2 separate regions of the Mus musculus genome follow, and region 1 is linked to region 2. A link is a loop called in an ENCODE intact Hi-C map of the cell type or tissue named here. Cell type or tissue: left cerebral cortex. All regions are shown on one strand.

The links. A loop is a pair of places that touch in the nucleus more often than their neighbours do. Peaks named below come from ENCODE experiments on the same cell type or tissue, not always from the same donor. Only the 100,000 strongest peaks of a DNase experiment are listed, where the experiment ranks them.
Region 1: it touches region 2 in a loop (2.3-fold over the local background); 5 of 42 quality-filtered maps call a loop at or near these places.

Annotation. Positions count from the first base shown.
Region 1 is chr11:69,844,335-69,849,334 of GRCm38, reverse strand. It overlaps Plscr3 (phospholipid scramblase 3), which reads right to left and starts at 2,718. Exons shown (of 8, transcript NM_023564.4): 1 at 2,644-2,718; 2 at 2,260-2,427; 3 at 1,762-2,000; 4 at 1,636-1,678; 5 at 1,312-1,532; 6 at 960-1,121. The coding sequence starts at 2,266. In left cerebral cortex, no CTCF peak of the experiment used is centred here; DNase peaks (open chromatin) are centred at 2,241, 2,793 and 2,971; H3K4me3 peaks cover 1,733 bases; H3K27ac peaks cover 1,613 bases.
Region 2 is chr11:69,897,957-69,902,956 of GRCm38, reverse strand. It overlaps 2810408A11Rik (RIKEN cDNA 2810408A11 gene), which reads left to right and starts at 2,043. Exons shown (of 9, transcript NM_001382461.1): 1 at 2,043-2,654; 2 at 3,147-3,251; 3 at 3,369-3,440; 4 at 3,670-3,758; 5 at 3,865-4,110; 6 at 4,547-4,705; 7 at 4,807-4,854. The coding sequence starts at 2,206. Neurl4 (neuralized E3 ubiquitin protein ligase 4) reads right to left here and starts at 1,141. Exons shown (of 29, transcript NM_001013414.3): 1 at 772-1,141. The coding sequence starts at 1,059. In left cerebral cortex, no CTCF peak of the experiment used is centred here; DNase peaks (open chromatin) are centred at 1,273 and 1,882; H3K4me3 peaks cover 2,508 bases; H3K27ac peaks cover 1,967 bases.

The DNA.
Region 1 (5,000 bases), 54 kb after region 2:
CTCAGCAAAGTCTACTGCTGCCAACTCTGCAGTCCTGAGAGTGTGCCTCACGCATGGACCATTCAGGATTGTGTGAAAGGGACACTGACTCCCTGAGAACCCCATAGCGTACACATTCCCATCGCGGAGATCACACAATTATCTCCTCTCCAACCGGTTCTCGGCCACAAAAACTGCCTCTGACTACTAAGGTGACTCACTTTTTAAAAGGCAACCTTAGGTGAAGCACCTCTACTGGATGAAACCTGTTGTTTCTCCCTTATCAGAATGGGGACTCATCCCTTAAAGAACTCAAGAGTCCGAGCAGTGCTAGGAGCCAGAGAGTCTCCCAACCCTCACTCTGGAGTCTTTACCAGCTGGGTTCCTCTGGTCCTGGGTTGGTGAGAGGAAGTCTCTGGGAGAAGGACATCACCTGGACTTCTGGTTAGATGGGTCATTTGGACTTCTAGGTTTCCAGGCCAAGCCAAGGGTTAAATTATGAAAGGGTCTATGCTTACAGATAAGCACAGGGGCTACCTGGGTCGAGCCCATGGCAAATGTATGCAGTGGAAGACTGGGAGATAACAGTCCTCCACTTTAGATGCAGGCTGGCCTCAGATGCTCCCTAAGGCCCTGCAGGGCTGTAGGGAACATGCAGTCTTGGACTGAAGAAGACATTTTTGGTTTCAGACAGGTCTTGACCTTAAGTCATCCGTTAGCACGGAGGCTACTGCCTTTTCTTCTTGTTTTTCTAATTACATTGACTGATTGAATGATTGCTTGGTTGATTGATTGCGTGCACCATGGCATGTGTGTGGGGAGGACAGTTTGCAGGAACTGTCTTCTACAATATGGGACTCATGGCTAGGGCCCAGGTTGTCAAACTTGGTGGCAAGTACCTTCACCCTCTGAGCCAGCTCATCGCCCCCAATCTTGGTTTGTGAAGAGCCTAGAAATCACCGCCCCCTAATTCATAATACCTCAAAGTTGGTGTCTGTACCACAGCCACAAGTCCAGCAAGGCCCTACAACTCGTAGAACAGGTTGGCGATCAGCATCCAGGATGGAAAACTTAGGAAGGAAGGGATGCCAGGTCTGTAGCACATGGCCAATGGTGGTGCCAGGTGGAGCCTGGACTTCCATCTGGAAAGGGAAGCAGACAGGATTACTGTCAAGCCAGGACACCTTGGCCAGCGCTCTTCACTGGTGCCAGCTGTCTTCTGACTGTTCAGACCCTCAACTAAACCGCCCCCACTCCTATTAAAGCCACAACTCTTTCTGCGCTGCTTACCATACACTGCCCACCAACCACCCCAAAACCTGCCATGCCCACCTCCTGAAGACCACAGGGGCAGCAGCTGCAGCCACAATGAAGTGGGCGGAGGAGCCGGAGCACCTCGCGGTCCCCAGGGTCCGCTAGGCGGATTCGAAATGGTCGGCGGGCACCACAGCACAGGCGGGCACAACAGTTGCTCTCTTCAGCTGCCTGACCCAGTTGCTGTCCGGTTCCGGAGCGAAGTTCATACATATTACAGGTCTCCCAGCCTAGGAACGCTGGGAAGGGCAACACGCTGAGGCTCGGGGGCCACCTGCCCAGAAGCTAACCACTGCCATAAAGATCATGAAGCCCATCTTGCTCCATCCATCTCCTACTCACTTTCCACTCGTTCAGCCTTCTGATGAATCAAGATTTGATCAATCTGTAAAGAGTTAAGAGCAGCGTTGACCTTATCCGTCACCTCGAACTTCAGTTCTCCTCCCAGCCATCCTCTCTCTCACTCACCTGCACTAGGAATTCGAGGCCAGGAGGCACCCCTGGCAATGGCACGAAAGGAGCAGGAGGCCCTGGAGCCACTGGGCCTGGCGAGGGGAAGAGAGCGAAGCCGGGAGCAGGGGCAGGCACCTGGGTGGGCACTGGAGCTTGTCCCGGTCCAGGATGCAGAGCCACCGGCTCTGGATACCCAGATGGCACGGGGTAGGGAGGTGGGGGTGAAGGGGCATAGCCTTTGGGGGGCAAGTAGCCTGTAGGGGAGCAGGAGTAGATTAGAAAGTTATCTGTGGACTCTTCTTTCACAGCCCAAGGACCAGGAGCACCCGCGGAAAACGTAAGAAGAGGCAGAGAATGATGGGGCGGAGGGGCAGGGCGGTGGCTCCCCAGGAGGAAGGGAGGGCCCCACGCAGCCAGTCTGAGCACATTCCTGGAGAATGTGTTCGACACCCGGCACCCAATTTCGTGGGGGCAGGGGGGAATAATGGAGACCCCAACCTAGCGTCAACGTACCTGCCATGGGAATCAGGAGGGGAGTCTTGGGCTTTTGGCGTAGGGGAGACTTAGTTCTGGAGTGGGACAAGCTCGGGAACAGCTAGACAGACACAGAAACAAAGACGGACAGGCAGAGGCGAAGAGGTAGCTGCGCCCAGTACGGGCCCAGGGTCTCTAGGGCGGCACCTAAGACTCGGGGAGAAACCGAAAGTGTCAGCGGGCGGGGCGGGGTACCTAGGACCCTGAATTTTCTTAGGGGCCCCAGGACCGCCCCCTCCCTTTGTTCTCCCATTTTTTCTACGGAGATGGCTGTTGGCAGACGGCAGGGCAGATGGTCCTGAGGTCAGACAGATGACCTGACCCCGAGGAAAGTCTCCTTAACCCCTCTATGGTCCGGCTCACCTGAAGCCCCCAGAATAAGTCGGGGGGCCACGCACTCCGGGGCTCACAGGCGCTGGTGGAGGCGGGCCCAGATCTGACCCCACCCCCGGGTCGCCTAAGTCCCGCCCCCCAGTCCGGGCGGGGCGACTGCGCAGAAAGCAGGCGCTTCTCCTCCCCCGGGGCCGCGGACCTTGGACCTTGTGCGCTTTGTTCACCGTGGTTCCGCCCCTTCCGCTCCGACTGCAGAGGCTTGGAGACCTGGCCTGTTGGAGGGTGATTGCGGCCCTATCCCCAGCAGCAAGACCCTCGCCTTTTCCGCGGGTTGCTGCTCTGCCTCCCCACCGCGTGGCTGCTCCGGTCCCCGGGATCCTCCTCCCAAGGGCGGGGCGGGCCTCGCTGACGCAGCGGAACACCATTCACACTCATTCCTTGCCTCCCAGACTTGGCTCGGTGTTCTTCTCAGGGCGACCTCGCTGTGTTCTCCCCCTGTCACAGCGTTGACCCACTCAGTCACCTCTCAGTTCAGGCACGCCCATTACACGCGTGACAGACTTTCAAAAGGTAACAGTAATGAATGTGCATGAGGTAAGGCTCAGGGAAAGACACTTGAACAGAACAGGCCCTCCATTCCCCAGTATGGAGGCAAAACATGCAATCCCAGCGTTTGGGAAAGGAGAGGCAAGAGGAGAGTCACAAGTATGAGGCCAGTCTGTTTTACATAGTTCCAGACCAAGTCAGGGCTACAATAGGGAGACTCTCTCAAAAGACTCCTTTCCTCAAAAGAAGATAGCATAGTATCTGGGCAGGTGTGGAGGATCGCGAGTTCCAGGTCAGCTTGGGAGTGACCTGGGTCACTAGGGGAGATATTAAAGAAACAAAGCCGAAACTAGCCCATCACTTGTGCCTGGGTCTTAACTTCCTATCAATTGTATATTAGTGCTTGGGGTGCAGACTAGGGATTCTTAGAATTCTAGTTTTTATTGTACAGCCTAAACTGAGAACTACTGTGTCAGAACAACCCAGGAGGCTGTGGGCAGGCCAAGGTAAGGGAGAGGTTCTTACAGAAATCTGGTCCTACTGTGGTGGATTGCACCAGAGACCAGGGCAGTGAGGCAGTGTTGATGTGTATATGAGGGAACATGACTTCATTATGCCTCAGAGATAGGATGTAAGGAGAAAATTGCAAGTTGAGTCATGCTAGGCCTCTGAGACCCTTCTGCACAGCACAGACCCCTCCTCCCCCTTGCCTTGCTGTGCTATGTCATTTACTGCCTGCCCGTGCAATCCCTGGCTTCATATATCTTGGTCTCTCTGTTGACCTTTCACCTCTAAGATCCCGTTCCTTTGGGGGTACTTCTTACTAGTGCTGAAAACCCAGCAAATGAGCGGAAGGAAGCTTTAACTGTCCCCAAATGCCAAATAAGCCCACTTCAGTGTAAGGTTGAGCACAGAGCAATGGGTGGTCTTACCAACAAGGGCCATGTTTCCACTGCTGAGGTCTGCATTCTTTTTTTTTCTTTCTTTCTTTTTTATTAGGTATTTTTCTCGTTTACATTTCCAATGCTATCCCAAAAGTCCCCCATACCCACCCCCCCAATCCCCTACCCACCCACTCCCTCTTTTTGGTCCTGGCATTTCCCTGTACTGGGGCATATAAAGTTTGCAAGTCCAAAGGGCCTCTCTTTCCAGTGATGGCTGACTAGGCCATCTTTTGATACATATGCAGCTAGAGACAAGAGCTCCAGGGTACTGGTTAGTTCATATTGTTGTTCCACCTATAGGGTTGCAGTTCCCTTTAGCTCCTTGGGTACTTTCTCTAGCTCCTCCATTGGGGGCCCTGTGACCCATCCAATAGCTGACTGTGAGCATCCACTTCTGTGTTTGCTAGGCCCCGGCATAGTCTCACAAGAAACAGCGAGGTCTGCATTCTTAATTTTACTATGTCTATAGGGTGTCATGCCCGAGTGTATGACTCCATAACAGGTGCATGCAGTGCTCAGAAGAAGGTGTCGTCGCGTCCCCTGGAACTGGACGTTCAGAGAGCTGGGAGCTGCCATATGGGTGCTGGGAATCAAACCCAGGTCCTTTGGAAGAGCAGTCAGGGCTTTGATCCCCTAGGCCATCTCTCTTGCTCCTGGAATCTGAACATCTTGGAAGATTTGAACTCTAGGAGATGAGAGAGGAGAATGTTCTAGTCTTTTGTTTAAGACAGGTCTTATTATGTGGCTTTGGCTATCCTGGAATTCACTATGTAGCCCAGGTTAGCCTCCAACTAACAGAGATATACCTGTCTCTACCTCTGGTGTGCTGAGATTAAAGGCTTGCACCACTTTGCCCTGCTATGTTGTTCATTCCACTAATAAACCTAACTACAGCCT
Region 2 (5,000 bases):
CCACATTCCAGAGCACCGTGTGCCTCTCACCCTGTCCTCTGAGGCCACTGACATAGACACACAAATAATTTTTGGAACTAGCCTCCATAACTACCAGGACCCACTGGCTCTCAGCATCTGTGTCTGCTGACACGTGTTTTAGCACATCACCCCCTCTACCCACTGAACAAGCTGGTTAAAGGCCCTGGTTTTAACCCGATCTCCTCTTACTTCCCAGTCTCTGTAGCTCCTCAGCCACTCCAATCCCATGCTTCTTAGGTCCACAATGCTCGCTCTCCTACATCACTCTCATTCCCAACCCCAATACTCTAGTAGGGCAAAGCTCCACCCAAATTCATTCTCTTCTCTTTCCAAATTCGTTTTGGAGTCAAGCAAGTCACATACACTCCCTTTTTCGCATGTCTCCTCATCTATCTTTCTGGTTTGGGACGTTTGTCAACAGTTTGCGCTTTTTATTATTTCTCTACTCTTCCATCTCGGGCACCTGTCAGTCTTCCATCCCTAAGAGATTGTGCTAGACGTGTTCACTAGCCATTCTAACCACCGGACCCTGGCTCCCTGTCCTGCGGGAAACGAATGCTCCTTCAGAATGAATGTGTCTGCTCCGTGTCCTTCTCCTTTCTCTTCCCCGGTGCACTACAGTGTGCCGGCTCGCTATCGGTACCTGGAGGCTCGGTTGGAGATGCAGACCTTCTGGCAGTCCTACCGCTTCTCCCTCCCGTCCCCTCCCACTCCCCTCCACACCTCGTTTCAGCTGCCCCGGCTTTGCACCTTGCGGTCGATGCGGACGGTGAAGACGCGTCCATCGCGCAAGGGTTCTCGGCTCAGCACCAGCCCGTGGTTAAACTCTTGGCCCGGCTGCTGCCGCCGCGCCGTGCGCCCGCAGGCCGACAGGCTGACCAAGCGCCCGGTGCGCGGGTGCAGCTCCCCGCCACCGCCGAGACCCCCGCCGGACCCCAGGCCTGGTCCGCTGCTGCCAGGGCCCCCACCCCCGCCGGGCCCCGGTCCTGGCCCGGGGCCCGCCCCAGAGCCCCCACTCCCACCCGACCCCGCCGCCATCGCCGCTGATACCGCGGCCGCGCGACAGCCGCGCTTGGCGGCACCGTGGCAACCGCGGCGGCCAGACGCCCTGGGGGAATACGGCCGGGGGGCTGGGGCCTGGTGTGCTTTACGGCACTGAAGCGTCCGCAGCTAAGGAACCGAGGTCTCTCACGAGGGGAACGGAAGGACGACGGGGTCGGGGGACTGCTTTACGGCCCAGCGGGACGACAGAGGCTACGAGAGCCGGGAAGATTTGGGCTGCTTTTGCGACAGTGGATGGCAGAATCGCCCGCCGCAGGCGTCTTTGCGACGAAGGCGTGCTGGCGCCCAGATACACTTTGCGACGTCGCCCGGCGCCTTGGACCCAACCCTTGTTAGGGAAAAGCGACATATTAGAGCATTCGCCTTAACGCAAGGGCTGGTGGCTTCCCCTAACACCGCACGCTTTAAGGCGATGGAAGTAAACGCTATCTTCGGGACAGAGAAAAAGTAGTTTTATAAATCCAAGTCTCAGCCCTTCACAGTGCCGAGGCCGGAAATGTCGCAATCCGATCACGCATCACACCTCTCCTTGACCCAGTCTCGCACCTCACCCCGCTCCGGCCCCACAGACTTTGCATCACACCTCTCCTACCCGCACACATTTCAAGGCCAACTTGAGCTCTGTGCCAATGAAACTCTTAAATCTTAAAAGTTACTAATAAAAATCCTAGCGGTGTCCCGTTGGGTAATCTCAAGGGACAGAGCGGACACCTCTGAGAGGTTACCTGAGAGCTATTAACAGAACCCAGCCCTACTCAGGCTCTCCCTGGTGTTGCGGGGCTGTGACATCACAAGGCTCCTCACCGCTGGCCAGGCCCCTTGACTGTGATTGGTTGATTCGGAGAAGGGCGGTGATGGAGAAGGGCGGGAACAAATTACAGAGACAAAGAAAGTCTTGGGGTGTAACAATAAGGGAAGGGTGTGCGGAGGAACTCCCAGGCTGAAGTCTGATAGTCGACCTTTCACCTGCCTCAGCGCCAGGGAGAAGAGGCAGAGGAGGTCCGGTCTGACCCGGAGCCCCCAGCGCCCACCGCCCGCCGCGATGGGGGCAGGGCCAACGGGCAGGGCTATGTGCAGCTAGAAGGGTAGGCAGTGGAATTGAAGTGGTTACCAAGTTGAGCTATGGAGAAGCCGGAGTCTCTCGCACCTGTTAGTGGCCTCAGTGCAGAATCCCCTGGGGGGGTTTCTAGGGCAGTACCTGGCAGTGCCAGAGGTATGCAAACAGACACCGGATTACCCCCCGGAGTAGCCTTGCTTCGCGGTCCTGGCTCCCTCTTGCATTCCGGGAACCCTGTAGTCCGCAGTCCTGGTCCAATTCAGCCCTCTGAAGGGGCAGTGACCCTCAATTCAGGACCCGCTCCGCAACTTCAGGAGGTTGCAAGCCTTGGGTCCAGCACATCCCCTGGCACTGGAACTGGTGCAACTAAGGCGTCCACCCCCGGGCCGGAGGAGGCTAAAGTGTACAGCTCGGAGAGTAGTACACACTCCGGGACATCTTTCACGGAGCGGCCTCGGAGCATCCTAAAAAACAGCAGCTCCATTTTGATAAAGAAACCCCCCGGTTCGGAGAAGTAAGCAACTCAGCTGGTTTTTTTTTTTTTTTTGTTTTTTTGTTTTTTTTTTTTTTAATGGTTTTAGAGCTTTATTGTAGAAAGGCAGGGGGAAAGAGCGAGGGAAGGAGGGCTAGAGAGTAAGAAAGGTGAGAGCTTAAATAGCAGCAACTCAGCTTTTAGCCAGCAGCCCTGAGACGGGAGGGAGGGAGGAGTTCAGGACACCTTGAGCTGAAGCCAAGAAAAAAACAGAGTCCCAAGGCCCTGGTTAGGGAGAGGTGGTGAGGTCAAATAGGTTGGAAATCTGAAGTTCCATGACTTGGAGAGGGCAGCAGGTGTCACAGGAATCCTGGCCACACAGCACTGATTATCACTGGGTATCTGGCTCCCATCCTAGCCTCTACGAGGGAATATAAGAAGAATTTTTTGAATGCCGGGAAGAATGAAGGAGACCTCTCTGTTAGGAGAGGGTCGCCAGAAGAGCTTCCTCCTTTGCTCCTTCCCTCACCTTAGGAAGTCTCAGCGCTGGGATGAAATGAACATCTTGGCTACCTACCACCCTGCTGACAAAGACTATGGCTTTATGAAGGCGGATGAGCCCAGAACCCCCTACCACAGGTGCTAAGCCCTAGCTTTTGAGCCTAAACTGTATTCTAACATGTGGCTATGAGGAAGAGGCAGAGAAGCCTCGGGGCACAAACACTGCCTCCTCCTCCTCCTCCTCCTCCTCTGCAGGCTGCAGGACACCGATGAGGACCCATCTGCAGAATCTTCTCTCAAGGTGACTCCTCAGTCAGTGGCAGAGAGGTGAGAGCCCTCTCAGAGATTAGTTGAGCTGTGCCCTCTGCCCTCATACCTTTGAAGGCAGTCTCAGATAGCTTTGTTCCTCAAACCCTAAAATGGTAGGTACTACCTACCTCCTCAGGCCTAACCAAAGCTGATCTAGGCAATCAGCAGCTTGGTCCCCACCCAACACCTACCCCCACCATCATTTTTTTTCCCTTCTGTACCCCCAACTAGTCTCCCTCCCCTTCAGGTTTGCCACAATGGACAATTTCCTCCCCAAGGTCCTCCAGTACGGAGACAACAAAAACTCAAAGGACACAGACAACTTTGCCAAGACATGTATGTGAGACGTGGGGTGGGTCTCGATGGACAGGGGAGCTTGGGTGGGGGGCAGCCCTTCTGTGAAGACCTTGGGGGAAAGCTAAGCTTTCACGCTGGCCCACAGACTCCAGTGATTTTGACAAGCACCGAAAGATACACTACAGTGAAGGGAAGTTCCTAAAGTCCCCAAAAAACCTGCCCACTGAGGAAGAGAGCATTGGGGCTAGTGCCAGCATCAGCAGCAGTAATCAAGCTGTGGCGACAGACCTGAAGCCTAGGCCTGTGGAGAAAGGCTGGGCAGGAAGACTGGCCACAGGAGTCAAAAATGACACTGTCCTGATGACTGATAGCCATGTCTTAAGCACCAACGGTTAGTGACAGGGGCCTCCTGGGGCTGCAGAGTGGAGACAAGAGACTCTTCCAGAGCCCAGATCTCCTTGAAATTTACATGTTTTCAAATCTGTTCTCTTTGGCTCTCTGCTCCTCACATCTCTGCTGTATTCTGATTTATTCAGAGAGCATTGGCCTACAGTCTTGCTCGTCTGACAGAGAGGCAGTGACTGGAGGGGACGCTAGGGAAGGAATGGGAACAACTGGAGCTGAGTCTCCACTGGGGGGGGGGGGGCCTCCAGAGACAAACTGAACAGAGAGATTAAGAGAACCCTTGGGGGATGGGGGTTCACTGAAGGCTTTTTAACATGGGGGAGGGGTGTTAGATGAGAACTTAAACTCTAATCCGGTAGTGGCCTGACTCAAAGGCAGAGCAGGTGGCCACAGGCTCAAGATTGTCTGGGGTACTTTTTCAGATTCTGCTACCTATAGAAACCAGTTCCCATCAGCCTCAGACTCTTCCATGGGGCAGCTGGCTAATCTACAGCGCAAGGAATACTACAGCAAAGGAAGGTATCTGAGGTCCGGCTCCCGCCCAGAGCTCGGAGAGGATATAGAAGATGAAGAACAGGATAGTGAGAGACTGGGGAGGATGGCCTGGGGAGGATGGCCCGGGGAGGACAGCCTGGGGGGTGGGGTGGGAGGACGGAACAAACTGTCCTCCTGTTACTTCCAGGTCCTTCAGGTTTGACCTGGGTTACTGAGAATCCGAAAGGCACTCCAGGTACTGTTGGAAGCGTCTTTGGGTATGACAAAACCATTTAGCGCTTTCTGAGCATAACCCTAACTCTAGTGCAACCTGGCAAGGGCACCATCTCTCTAGGCCTGGCTCTTAACAAGCTCCCATCTCCCACCCTCCCAATCCCTTTT